2 separate regions of the Homo sapiens genome follow, and region 1 is linked to region 2. Evidence: chromatin contacts called from ENCODE Hi-C or POLR2A ChIA-PET data. All regions are on one chromosome and are shown on one strand. The core of a region is the stretch at or near the end of the contact, and the rest is flanking DNA. Distances in the headings are between cores, read along the strand shown. Region 1 overlaps NALCN (sodium leak channel, non-selective). Region 2 overlaps NALCN (sodium leak channel, non-selective).

The links. Hi-C counts contacts between places; a loop is a spot of excess contacts on that map. ChIA-PET counts read pairs that join two places held with the same protein, here RNA polymerase II (POLR2A). Pooled maps may share reads with other maps.
Region 1: a loop to region 2 is called in a map of ascending aorta, with 1.8 times the contacts of the local background. The contact joins two enhancer-like sites. A Hi-C loop is called at or near these places in 1 of 168 maps with a recorded cell type or tissue (ascending aorta) and 2 of 50 pooled maps. POLR2A ChIA-PET finds 5 or more read pairs at or near these places in 1 of 52 experiments (T-cell).

The regions. Positions count from the first base shown.
Region 1 is chr13:101,305,543-101,310,213 of GRCh38, forward strand. All of the region lies in intron 7 of NALCN (sodium leak channel, non-selective), which reads right to left. Among named protein-coding and RNA genes, the nearest start is that of NALCN, 110 kb to the right of the region's middle. Within about 2 kb of position 1,954, at least 2 of the 41 ENCODE cell types and tissues checked have a DNase peak (open chromatin) inside an H3K27ac peak, as active enhancers do.
Region 2 is chr13:101,208,759-101,213,361 of GRCh38, forward strand. All of the region lies in intron 13 of NALCN (sodium leak channel, non-selective), which reads right to left. Among named protein-coding and RNA genes, the nearest start is that of NALCN, 210 kb to the right of the region's middle. Within about 2 kb of position 2,718, at least 3 of the 41 ENCODE cell types and tissues checked have a DNase peak (open chromatin) inside an H3K27ac peak, as active enhancers do.

The DNA of each region.
Region 1 (4,671 bases), core at 704-3,203, 96 kb after region 2:
CATACTGCAAAAAGAGACAACAATCAAAAGGCTAATATTCAAGGTTTTAATCTTATTTGCACGACAAATTCAAGTCCAACAATACCTCTTGTCTCCTTTTATCTCAAAGCTTTAATTTTAGGGAGACACAGATTCTGTACAATGTAGGTTATACCATTGTTTATCTCATTTTATTGGAAAAATGCAGTATTTATAAAAGTTTGTCCAAATTTTAAAGTTTAAAGTTGTTTATCCTTTTTGTCCCTTTGTAGATTGTAAACTCCATGAAAGCAGCCACTCTGTGTTGGTCACCACCATATTCCTAGGGCCTGGGCCAGTGCCTGGCAGATGAAACACAGGTATGTTAATCTGGACAAAACATAAAATGTAGATTAAATGGGCAAAGGAAAGTAACAAAGCAGAGAGAGGTCAGGGAGAGGGGCTGGTGGAAATATTCAAAGAGGAAACACATGTAAAAGGGAAGAGTGTGTTGGACCATGTGAAGAGCCACAATTATAGAGGTCAGCAGACTTTGAAAGCCGGCCAGTCTGCTCATCTGCCATCCTGGAGGGTCTCCAGGAGGGGACTATCCAGATTAATTTCCATGAATGGTGCCCGAGGCCAGTTGGTGACCCACACCAGCTGCCAGAGCTCCCGAGGCTGCAGACCTGCTTTGCTGACTAAGGATGCCCCAGGCCCTCATTGCCAGACTCAGCCACCTCCCTTGAGAGGTGCTGCATTCCCCACATCCCTTCCCACAGTATCTATCACGCATTGCTAGCTCAATGGCTCCACTTGTCTCCAGACACTGGCTTCCATTTCCTCTGCAGATGCCCATTTCATGGCCTCATGTGACCCTTCTCCCACGTCGGTCCTCAGAAATGTGGGCCAATGGGTTGTTTTACCCTCTATGTCGAGAAATTCCTCTAGGTCCAGCCGTGCAGGCACTGACAAAGCTGCTTTGGCCTCCCCTCTGCCCTGCCCTTGTCCTGGTGATTCTTTTATACCAGTCCTGATGCTGGCTTTGACTTTAGAGCCATTGCTTGTGTAGCTTCAGTGTTCACATGGCATTTGCAGGAGGTGGGACACCATCGTCCTCCACCTCAGCATCCCAAACGTTAGAATATCATCACATTCATTAAAGTGGCTGAGACTTGTCATGAATTGCTGTGGGTCAGGCTTGGCTCATTTAATCCTCACTGACACCTTAGTACTACAAACACCATTTTACTGATACAGAAAGCGAGTTAAGCCATTTGCTAAGGTCGCATGGCAAGGAAGTGCTACTGTGGGTTGGATCCTGCCCTCCATGCAAGCTTAATCCCCTGTCCCTATCAGGCTTTCTTTGTGTGGAGGAAGTTCAGGTGCTATTATCAGGTGCATTTTCTTGGACTCTGAGAACCCAGGCTCCTTCCTGCGGTTTCTGAGGTAAGGGGTGGGGCTCTGAGATGCCTTCAGTCCCTGGAAGAGCCAAGCATAGGCTGGGTTTGAAGTTCATGTTGTTGCATGATTATTAACCACAACCAATAGACATGAGCATCTTGTTTGGGGCCATTATTGTTATGAACTTCTAAGTCAGGGTAAGGTCTCAGCTTCATTTTCCTGCTACTATTATGGAGATCCTTGGGTGCTTAGCCCCTCTTTGTCGCTTGGAGAAAAACCTCATGTTTTGGTATGATTAGCTTCTGAGCAGAGCGATGGTGGTCTGGGCCCCATTAGACAGCTCCAACCCATGGAAGCCACAGACAACTGTTGGCCACAAACCCAGAACAGTCATAACTTTGAACTTCCTAGGACTGTCACAGATTACACAGATGGAGAGAAACATCCTGTTACACACCAGGCCTTTCTCTATTTCAGTTCTCCACCAACACACTGGCAAGTCGTTCTTATCACTCTTACATTAAAAATGAAAAGACTGTGGCTTAATGAGACTAAACACATCCCTGAGTTCACCCAGAGTGGATGTCTGGAGCGGCATTCCAATGAATCCGTGCTCGCCTCCACAGACTATGTTCTTTCCACTCTGCCATGCATGTCTGAACTTTCTGAAACTTTTCTTGGCTTGGTTTTGAGGAATTTGAACAAATTCCTGTCTGGTATACTTTGTGAGAGCAAAAATTCTGCTTTTAAAGTTAAACAGACTAGCCCAAGAAAAGGGAAGGGAGGAGGGGTGAAATTTCCTTCCTGCATTTTGGATTAGCAATAGTTCTTCTGTGCTTTTGCTTGGGTTGAGGAGAACATTTCTCTGCCTTCTCTGCACTCTTAGCTCCTCAAATGATTGTCCAACAAGAGTAGGTAAAGATAGTTTTAAATATTCTTAGAGTTCTAACCAAAATCCGATATTTAAAATTTAAAAAGCAGCAAGATTTTAATTATTTTCACTAATCTGTTAGGTAAATCAGAACAATATAAAATTTAGCAGTGACTCTGGTTTAGCTTTTGGGTGTATTGGGTGTACCTTTTGGATATTCCATACGATTACTGAAATTCTAACTATGGCTTTGTTCTGTGTTAAAAATGTAATCATTTGAGAAATATAAAATAGAGAAATTAGTTTATAACAATAAATTTGTTTTGACTTCAATAAATGAAGTCAAATTTCATGGCTTCATTTTTGGAATATATTTATAATGGACTGGGCATTTTGTCCTTTGGTTATTTAAGCCTGTAGTAGATATTGCTGCTTGCGACTCTAGACTCATTCTTCTCTTCTTCCTGGGCGCATGGCTGCTCAGTGAGGGAATATGTTTCCTAGAATTTCCTGCAAGGAGTTGTGGCCTTGTGACAAAGTTCTTCCTGATGTATGCAACTCCCAAGCCATCTACAAAAACTCCTTCCCTGGACTCATTTTTCCCTTCCCTTCCACCAGCTAGAAATAGAGAAGCCAAGGACAGACTTGGAGAGTAAGTGTTGAGTTTGGCAGAGATGCCACAGAGGCCTGCACTTTGGGATGACTTCATGGGGCCCAGCTCATCCAAATACCCACATACCCAGGATGGCAGCTTCAGAAAGAAATCAACTTGTGTCTTGCTTGAGCCATTGTGTTGTGAGTTCTCTCTTTAAAGCTTACTTTACCCCAACTATTACATAGACTGAGACTCAAAGTAGCTATGGTCCGTGGGCCCAGTTCTCAGAAACGGCTGATGTTCACAAGGATGTCTGTTTGGAAAAAATATGCTAACTAAAAATTATTGACATACAGACATTTTAGGATTTCACACAAGTATATGAAGCAGATTGGACGGTTCAGGGAAACAAAACAAGGCAAAGTTCCAACTGATGTCTGATAAAACAGCTCTTTTTTTCTCACAAAAGCCACTCTACTAACCTTGCCCTAAGTTACTGGCATACCAAGACACAGAAATTCACACTTCATACCTACACTTAGCCCGAAGAATGAACTCCACCCATAGATCTAAAATAACAAGGTAAAATGTACAATTTAATGTCACATAAAGATTTGCTTAAGATTCTTTGAAATGTTCAAAGGAGATACTTTGAATATGAGATTGTTACTTTTTAAATATAGGGTTTTGGTTTCATGACTAATGGTATGATTCAACAACATGGAGCAATAAATTATTTCTCAAGAAAAAGCATTATACTTTAATTTGTCCCATTTCAAGGCTTTAAAAATCTTGCCAAAATAATGCTATTTTTACCAAATAAAATGTTAAAATACAGGCAAAGTCTTAAGAATAATACACACACACACACAATTCAACATTACTAAACTCAGACATACCAAAGAAATTCACATTCTTGAAAGGACTACCAAGCCTGCATCTTGTTATTCTAGGCAAACAAATATGAGAAATATTTAGTACTGGAATAGGAAGTATTTTGGCAAGTTTTTGCAAGTGCTTTGACCTCACAGTTCATGACCATAATGAATGGCCACCTCAGTGATATAAATCAGACACCACATAGTTTGATAAAATGTAGGGATACATTTCCTCATCTGTCAATCAAAGCATGCTCATTGGCCACTTCAGCACATCAACCACCCCATATTCATTTTGTCTATTGGCAAATAATTCCTAAGACAGTCTGTCTTAAATTTCAGCAAGACTCTAGTGTAATGCCTTGTGGTTTGAGTGAAATTCACATCATGTAACCAAGCTTTTGCAAATTTGATCATTTTACTTTATGGAAAATATTTTCATCTCAGCCATTGTTGACTTTGTATTCTTGACAAGAATTAAGCAAGTCTCATTGATCCTTTACTGTGTCAAAGAAAACAATTTTAAAAAAATTGAGCATGTGTAGTTTTCATTATTCAATCATGTTTTCTGTTTTGACATAAAAAGTGAAAAAATTCTACCAGCTATAGCATTTTCAATCTAATCACATTACTGGAACTTAACATGTAATGAAACCGAGATCCTCATATTTCCCCTCAAACATGCTCTTCTGGAAGTTAATGGCAAGTCTATCTAATCACTGAGGCCAGAAGCTTTAGAATGATCTTTTCCTTTTAACACACAGCCAATCTCTTAGTAAATCCCATAAAGTAAACATGAACACTATATTCAGCATCTTCTGTGACCTCCACTGCTACCACCTTTGTCCAAGCCACTGCCATCTCTCGCCTGGACTCTTAGGACAGTCTCTTCTGTCATTGCTTCCCTTGATTCTATTCTCTGCCCAGCAAGCAGAGTTGTCCTGATCAGTTTTGTCTCGCCTCTA
Region 2 (4,603 bases), core at 1,468-3,967:
GGCGCCTCCTCTCTCTTTTGTTTCTGTTCTCGCCATGTGAAACCGCTTGCTCCCCTTTCACCTTCTGCCATGACTGGAAGCTTGCTGAGGCCTCACAAGGAGCAGACGCTGGTGCTACACTTCCTGTACAGCCTGCAGAATGGTGAGCCAATTAAACCTCTTTGCTTTAGAAATTGCTCAGTCTCAGGTATTTCTTTATAGCAATGCGTGTTTGCCCATTCATCTGTCTGCGAACCCTAAGTCATACACTTCTAGTTATTGTAGCCTTATATGTTTTCTTGTTGGTTCTCATCAATTTCTGGTGCTGTTCCTCACTGCTTCTTTTTTATAACGTCCATAATTTTCCTTAATGAAGTCGTTTTGAGAATTATATTAGATATATGTGGATATCTATGTGTGTGTGCACCTCTCTCTCTCTGTGTATACCCATCCATCTCTCCATTTTTCTTCAAGGCTCTTGTAAACTCTCACACATAAAAAGCAATCACATATAGTAACCATTAAGATTAATAACATCCAGAAAAATGTCTTTCTGGACTTGATCAGGAATAATTATGCTTCTCTAGGAACTAGTTGGTACCTCATAATCACTGTAGAACTTGTATAAACATGTTTGTCTATCAAAGTGTATATTTGCTAGAAAAATTAGTCACGCTTGGTCCGGGATTCTGGGAAACATGAGTGTCCTCATGATGAGCCTTTTAGGTTTTGGAGTGCCATTTTTTGTTTCCATCTTAATTTGTTTTATTTTTAATTACTTTAAATTTTGATTAAATTTATTTGACCTGGATATAATTATTGCCGGACACATTATATTCTGTTAGAACAAGGCCAAATATAATAAACATTTCTTTTTATTTATTGTTGAATTGGCAGCAACTATAAGATGAAGATAATAATCTTTGTCTAGTGAGTAATACAGGAAAGTTCTCCCTCGCTCTTCAAGAGAGTGTTGCCTTTCCTTTCATTTGCTGTACCTTTGCATAATCCCACTGGCTTTACTTCATTTTACTCAACTTGAAATGACTTGGTTTATCCCAAGAGACAGCAAATGTGACATTTGTCTAGAATGTTAACAGAATTCACTTTTTGGTGGTTCATATTAATATGCATTCTTTATTGCCAACTTTGCAGAGTTCTCACAGGAATTTAGCAAGTACATTTCTGTTGGATTGAGGCAGGATTTTTATCTTTTGCCTGTTGCCTTTTTCTCCGGAATTCTGAAAACTAAAATAACAACACAAAGAAGCAACAGCAAAAGCCACAGCAGCAATACTGCAGACCTCCATCTAAACTAGCTACTAAGGTTCTTTCTGCATCTGGTCCCACCTGCTCTGCTTTTCCTTTTGTATTGCACAATTTAAGATTATAGGATGCAGCCCATTAGCTTCCATTTGCTTAGAGGGGGTCCCTCTCTCCTTCCCCACCCCCATCTGCATGCACATGTGCTCAGCCAGATGCATGCTCACACACGTACACACATTATGCTTTATCCCATCATGCTTCCTGGAAATTAAGATTTCAACATTGATTCCTAGAAAAAATGTTAGAGACAGTCCTCTGCAGAAGTAGGCATTTTAGTCTTCTGGCACACTAAGACTCTGGGTGTTACATCCAAGAAGGGTATACCCAAGAGAAAGAATGAATATACATATCATTGGGTGAATGGTCTCTGTTTAGTTCCGTATATGTAATAGTTAATGATAAGCTATTTCCGCGTCTGGAAATAACTTGTCGGTTTGTCTTATTTTTCTGTAATATGATTTTTTTTTACCTTTTGCATTTGTCTGGAAAGTCGCAAAAGACTGATTAAAAATAATCTCCTAAACTGGAATTGGGGACTATTTTTAAAGTTTTAAACTTTCTATACAACACAGAAAACTGAGTGCCCACCATTCCATTAATTCTCCAGTCATTTACCCTTGGATGCTGGGCTACCTCAGTGCTGCTAGGAATTCAGCATGCCATGCTAAGACATGGGCTTTCCATGCATTTAAGAAGGACAACTGCTACTACTTGTTAAGTGCCTGTTTACATGGCAGGCGCAGTGCTAACTACTTTGCACCTGTTACTTCCTTTAATCTTCCTACCAATCCTCTAAGTTATGTATTATTATCCTGTTTTATTGATAGGAAATTGTGGGTAGCCATGAGAGACTGACAATAGAGTCTCACTACAGACTGTATTTTTTGTAGGCAAGACTACATAAATCATGTGCCTGTTTTGTTGTTCAAAATTCCACCGACATTCTTTATGCAGTAGAGCTAAAAGGCATACAGACACAAATGTATGAACTGTCCTCTTTTTGTAGGCAAGAATCCACAAAATATTTAATAACACGGTCATGTTTTCATCACTGAAAACATACTTGAGGAAGCTCATTATAATGGAATGAGACAATACTTTTCATTAATGACTTTCATTTATTTTTAAAATTTGAACAATGGAACAGTCTGATTATTAAAATAATATTAATGTAAGATGGCAATTAAATAGTTGGGAAATTGCAAATAAGATGATTGGTGAAAAACTACCAAAATAAGATGAGCTGCAAAAATAGGTTCTCCCTGAAAGAGTACTCTTCTAGGGTTAGGGGTAGGAAACAGGATGCTTTATTCAAGGAAAGTCATAATTCTGATCATTGCAGTTCAGTGGACCAATGATATTAATATACAACAGCAGGAAAAGATGGCCAATTTTATGTGATTCATCCTCTAAAAGGAAGTACACAGGATATTATTTTATCATTTCATCATTATGCCACAGATGAGTCACCACAAAAATAAATTCCAACAGGAGCAAGGAAAAAAAAACCCTAATGTTATAGTAGAAAGGAAATAATGAAAATTAATTTTACAGTTTTTTTTGGGGGGGGAGACAATGACAATAAACTATATATATATATATATATCTCATGGTATCACTTTAAAATAAGCCAAATTGTTAGTTTCTATTGCAGAGTCATGCTCAACCATGGATAACAATCTGGCCTAAAGCTTCAGATGAGACTCAATTTTATGAAACTGTGAAAGATTTGACACAGTAACAGCCTCACAGAAAAAAATATAAAATATCTCCAAAGATGCCTGAAATTTATCAACTGATCATAAATTCTTGTCTTTCATCAATAAAAATGAATTTTGTTCAATGAAAATACCTCCTCATAGAAATAACATTTCTTCCAGTGTAACTTTCCTCAAAATAGCTCTTCTGCTATTCTCCAAGAAAAAAAAAATTAAAAAAAATAAAGTAAAAATCTTCAAAAGCTCCCTTGTGTCACAGTTCCAACCACTGAAGACCCTCCATGTCTGGTTTCCCATTGCTACTGCCATCCTTTGGTCATATGTCCCTCCATGCCTGTGATTCTCCATGTCTCTAATTTACTCATTTGGTTTTTCTTATATGGAATGCCTTCATCTAATGCCATGACCCAAATCTCTACCTGTTGAAATTATATTCACCCCTAAAGACAAATCTTTATAAAGCTCTGCACACCTCCTTCTCTGGAAGCAATATTTTTCTCTCATTAAATGAGCTGATATTTGGAAGTGCTAGGCACACAGTAAATTCCCAGAATTTTAAAATACTCTCCCAAATGTCTTTGCTATTACTTTAGAACTGAGTACATCTATTGTAGCATATGTCACCTTTGGCTTACTTGAGATCTTTCTTATGTGTTCTACTATGGGATGAGTTGTTTCAGTCCTTCCTTGGGTTCTTGACAATGCTATAGTTAAAGAGGGCAGTGAGTACATTTGTTCATGTCGGTATGCTTCCTAGCTGTGTTGCATAAAGAATGTTGATAGAATTATGAATGAAAAACCAAGAACATGATTTATTTATCTTCATCATAAATGGGTATATCAGATATTTTGTGAAAGATGATTTTCAGTGGTGTGGCAGACTGAGGGAGGGTAAAGCTGAGGCTATGACATTCAAAGAGGACACAATATCCTCAATGCAAACAAAGGCAAAAGACTGTGAGGCTGCGGACAGTAAAGGCAAACACTGGGATGGCCTGCCCTAGATCATGCTCATTTTAAAAAGTCTATCCATCTGAAGTCTTATCCATCTGATAGGAAGGATCAATACCATGAAAATGGCCATACTGCCCAAGGTAATTTATAGATTCAATGCCATCGCCATCAAGCTACCAATGACTTTCTTCACAGAATTGGAAAAAACTACTTTAAAGTTCATATGGAACCAAAAAAGAGCCCGCATTGCCAAGACAATCCTAAGCCAAAAGAACAAAGCTGGAGGCATCACGCTACCTGACTTCAAACTATACTATAAGGCTACAGTAACCAAAACAGCATGGTACTGGTACCAAAACAGAGATATAGACCAATGGAATAGAACAGAGCCCTCAGAAATAATACCACACATCTACAACCATCTGATCTTTGACAAACCTGACAAAAACAAGAAATGGGGAAAGGATTCCCTATTTAATAAATGGTGCTGGGAAAACTGGCTAGCCATATGTAGAAAGCTGAAACTGGATCCCTTCCTTACACCTTATACAAAAATTAATTCAAGATGGATTAAAAACTTAAATGTTAGACCTAAAACCATAAAAACCCTAGAAGAAAATCTAGGC